2 separate regions of the Homo sapiens genome follow, and region 2 is linked to region 1. A link is a loop called in an ENCODE intact Hi-C map of the cell type or tissue named here. Cell type or tissue: GM12878. All regions are shown on one strand.

Region 1 (2,500 bases):
ACTCTGTGTCAAAAAGTGCTTCAAATGAGTTCAACTCTCAATGTGAAAAGGTTTTAGAAATGTCTTATTCAATTTATATTTTCCTTTTTATGTACGCACAAGAATGTGTGATAAAAATTCTATGTTGCACTAAGTAAAAAATGAATTCTCTCCGTAAGTATGAGACAAAATGTATAAAAAAGCACAGAGCTATAACTTAATTGGCAGGGTTTTCTTTTTTTCTAGAGGTATATAGTGTAGTGATGTGATTTATAAGCAAGCACATATTATGAAATATGATACACATTTTTAGAGTTGCCTGGGATTTTCATTCATTTCATTTATTACAAATGTAATTCTATTTGTGTGATTATTTGTTTGATATCTATTTTCCCAACTTGTCTATCAAGATAGAGTGATGTCTAGAATAAGACAAAGATGCAATAAGTATTTTTCGGTGAATAAGTTGAATTTCTACATTAATGAATGAGTGAATGAAGCATGCTTAGACCTTTGCTTCTGGGTACACAAATGTAACCTGGGATCTCATACATCCACTCACTGACCTCTGGTGCTAGATGGTTGCAGGCTGAATCTGAGCTTCAAACGCATGTTGCTTGATGGAGTACATTCTTTAAAAAGTAAATAAATAAACAAAACTGAATGCATCTAGGTAGGGCATGCGGTCTCCAATTTGCTGTCCTGATCACTCTTATTCTTTTACATCTACATGATCTAACTGCCCCTCAAAGGCATTAGAATTTAAGATGCCTTCTCTGTGGTTTTATATTAACACATGATGACCATGTCCTACATACATATGGTCTGAAGGATGCTTATTGATTTGCAGTGAAAAGTCCTACCCCAGGCCATGGAGGTACTCATAAAACACTTATTGGGAAAATTTTGGAATATCTGGTTCACCAGGTTGCCTTGTTGTCACTGTAAAAATACAACACTGACACTTCACTCGGCCTGCAGCATGTCGCTAATGCTTGCTGCTGTCCACAGGTGGCAGTGGTCCTTCACTGTTGCAAAGCCTAGAAACACCAGCGTTACCTCTAGGCCTCCGAATCCTGGGCCCTGGGAGATGGTATCTGTGTTCCAGGCAGTCTGTCCATGTTATCACTCCACCTCTTGTTCGGTGTTACCTGCATGCAGTATTTGGACAGGGAGGCAGCACAGCCCCTTGTATTCCCATACAATGTGTTTACATTGCTAAAATATAAAAAGCAGTTTGCAGCTGAAAAGATATTTTTCCCATGTGGTTTAAACCAAGCATCTTTTCCAGTCTTTTCATTCAAATAAGAGTACAGGAAGGGAGAGGAGATTTTGTTGTGCATTTTATTCCCCTGCTAGTCTAATCTTTCTTTTACTGTTATCCTAACATACTAGTATATCTGAAACTTGCGTTGTCAAGTTTCAGATATACTAGTATGTTAAGATAACAAATGATGAATTTCATTTTTAAGGACATTTAAATGTCTCATTTTAGGACATTTTTAAGAAAACATTACGTGTTTTCCTTCTTTACAGTCTTCAATATGTGTATAGACAAAATGGGAAGCTCAGTTTTAAAGGGGTTGTAATCAAGTATATTCTAGCTCTAGCCAATTTCACAGATAAGTCAGACTTGTAGATATAAACTCTGAAAACTAGGATTCTGGGCTTCATCTTTTCTGTATTTAAGAAAGACTAGGCTGGGGACACTGCTTAGGAGTTAGCCCTGCTCTGCAAGGAGTAGCCTAAATAAATAAACAAACAAACCTAGGTTGGATGTGTTCTTTTTGTAATTCAGCTACAAAAGTGCTCTGGCTATCTTAAGAATAGCCCCACAAGTGTAAATATTCCTTAATAACACATAACAAAGTTTTAAATGCTTTTCTGTTGGACCATGATACTGTCTGCGGCAAGGAATAAGTTACAGCAAATAATTTTCAATGGACTAACTTCCCCAGAGAAAAGTTAGTCCCACTGTATATATACCATTAGCAAAGACATTTGCTGATGATTGTTTAAATGAAATCTTTACCCAAAGAGGAAAAAAATACGGTTATAAAGGCAATACTTACGTATATAGGATCAGCAACTCATCCCTCTTCATGCTATGAACTTAAGGAACTCTCAAGAAAAGTATAGCCTTTTAAAAAGTATAGATTGTTGAACAAATGGAACCTGTCTTAAGCCACTTGAACTGAACATTTTTCTGCAGAACTGTTCACATTTTTTAATTGATATAGAATTGCTCACGTATTTCTTGATAGGTAAAACACATTAAAGACAAATGGCCCCATTTAGACTTTAAAATAAAGGAAAAGAAAAAGGTGATAAAAAAAAACATGAACTATCTTCTCTTTATCTATTGTGAGAGATTTATTTCCCCTTCCTTCTCACTCAAAAGTAAAACAACCAGCATGGGGCTTTTCTGGCTTTGGCTGGGTTGGCTCCTCTACTGCAGCTGTACACATCTGGTGTCTGAGTTTCCACTTAAACATGACTTCACAATATCATCGCACAAGCC
Region 2 (2,500 bases), 150 kb after region 1:
CTGCTTTCGATTCTTTGGGGTATATACCCAGAAACAAAATTGCTAAATCATACAGTAATTCTATTTTTGTTTTTTGAGGAACTGTCCTACTGCTTTCCACAGTGGTTGTATCATTTTACATTCACATCAAAAGCGCATAAGGATTTCATCTTTCTCCATGTCCTTGCCAACACTGGTTGTTTTCAGTTTGTTTTTTGGTTTTTTTTTTTTAATAGTAGCAATAGTAGTCACTCCTAATGGGTGTAAGGTGGCATCTCATTGTAGTTTTGATTTGCATTTTCCTAATGGTAGTGATGTTGAACATCTTTTTAACATGCCATTACTGGCCACGTGTATATCTTCTTTGGAGAAGTACCTATTCAAGTCCTTTTCCTACATTTGAATCCAGTTGTTTGTTTTTGTTGTTGTTGAGTTTTAGGAGTTCTCTGTATATTCTGGATATTAATCCCTTTATTCCATATGTGATTTGCAAATATTTTCTTCCATTCTATGGGTTGTCTTTTTACTCTGTTGATATTGTCTTTTGACGCACGAAATTTTTCAGTTTTCGTGAAGTCCCATTTGTCTATTTTTTCTCTTCTTGCCTGTGTTTCTGGTGTTATATCCAAGAAACCATTGCCAAATTCAACATCATGAAGATTTTTTCCTATGTTTTCTTCTAAGAATTTTATAATTTTATATCTTTCATTTAGGTCTTTGATCCATTTTGAGTTAATGCTTGTATATGATGTTAGATAATGGTCAAACCCCATTTTTTGCTTGTTGATATTCCATTTTCCCAACACCATATGTTGAATGTAATCACTGCTTTTTAACTTTTTTCAAGATCCTAACCAGAAAGAAAGGGAAAAAACGGCATTTCGAGAAATTATCCTGTATTATATTTTTATGTATTATATATCTTTAGGGAGAAATTTTTAGTGCCTTCAGGAATTTTTGAGGCATCTGCACGTATAAAATCAATTAATATGCCACTTACAAATTAGTATCATAACTTATGATAAACCTCCTGATTGCCACTAATCAGAGTGGATTGAATGAATGAATGAGTGAACAAAGGAATTGAATGAATGATATTTTTCAGTCATAGTATATCATTTTTAATTGGGATTTCATGTACTCATGCTACTCTCTTTTAAACAATAATATTGTACTAGAGTATCCCCACTTACTCTCAGCCTGACGATTACTTAATATTAATATCAAAATTCAACCAAATTGAATGTGGGATCTAGGTGGCAGCAGCACTGGCCTGTCCAACCATTGTCCATACCTGGCTCTCCATAAAACAGACCTTGACAGGTTTATTCTCATGTGAAATCACTTGGTGGTTTTGTGATTCAGATAAAATGTCCAACTCTGAGGAACTAGAATCCATCAACAGCTGCTTCCATATGAAATACTACAGAGAGACCGTAAAACTCAGGTCTGCAGAAAGAAAAGCAAACTGTCTCCTCCAGGATGCAACCACCTCAAATGAGCTTTCATCTAATGAAAGTGCACTAACCGCAGCAGCTTAGGAACATACATGGCTAACTGTCCTTTCTACAAACCATAGTAAAGATCCAAAGTGTTTGACCCCAACACCTGCCACAGAAAAGAACAGATGACTCACAACCCAGAGGTCTTGGCTTTCAACAGGATGCTAGTGGCTCGAATTATTCATGGAGTGACTCTGCTCTGGTGATTAAAGCAAAGTGGTAATACTTTGCATATGTCTGTGCTACAAGCATTTTTCATGGCACGACTGCAAATTTCTTATAGGAAGATCCAGACCAGGTTACATGAGAGGGACAAATCTTTCAACTCAATAAAACAGGGCAAATTTGGAAGGAAAATCTTGTTGGCTGGAAGTCAGAAGCTAAAAAGAGTAAACAGAATCACAACATAAAATTTTGTGTGTGATGATATGCAAATGACAGAAAAATAAAATATTTCTACTTAATGTGTGTCTCAATTTAGCCCACAGTTTGTATATTCTCCATATATCAACATACCAGGAAGAATGCAAGGGGTACTGTGCTATACTCAGAATATAGATAATCCCCTAAAAACTTACGGTTTATTTCACTTTTTAAATTAAGTAATGATTTAAATGTTTAAAGGAAAGTTAATCATTTCATAGTAATTTTCTTATGAATTAAATATGTATCGTTTAATTGGTATGGCTTAGAGTTTGGGAATTTCCTTGAAAGACTGCTCATCTACACTGAGAATACTACATGGAAAATACATTTCATACACTATAAACTTTCCAGCATTTTGTGTTCGAATGTAACTTTCCACTTCTCCAGGTAGATGTCACAAAATTTCAACTACACAGAATACATCTAGGAACATTCCTAGAAATTTTAAAGGTCTTGAGTTTTAAAGAAGAAAAAATATGTGTTACAAATCATCAGTAGTTTATTCTTAGGAGAGGCATAGCAACAAAGACTTCCTAAACAGCATTTAAAATTTTTCTAAGAGTTTAAAAAGTTAAGGAATTTTGAAACATCAA

The links. A loop is a pair of places that touch in the nucleus more often than their neighbours do. Peaks named below come from ENCODE experiments on the same cell type or tissue, not always from the same donor. Only the 100,000 strongest peaks of a DNase experiment are listed, where the experiment ranks them.
Region 2: it touches region 1 in a loop (2.1-fold over the local background); 1 of 110 quality-filtered maps calls a loop at or near these places.

Annotation. Positions count from the first base shown.
Region 1 is chr9:1,428,034-1,430,533 of GRCh38, reverse strand. All of the region lies in intron 3 of LOC102723803 (a long non-coding RNA gene), which reads right to left. Among named protein-coding and RNA genes, the nearest start is that of DMRT2, 380 kb to the right of the region's middle. In GM12878, a CTCF peak has its summit at 988; no DNase peak of the experiment used is centred here.
Region 2 is chr9:1,273,122-1,275,621 of GRCh38, reverse strand. No RefSeq gene overlaps it. Among named protein-coding and RNA genes, the nearest start is that of DMRT2, 220 kb to the right of the region's middle. RefSeq lists an enhancer at 1,374-1,875. In GM12878, no CTCF peak of the experiment used is centred here; a DNase peak (open chromatin) is centred at 1,560.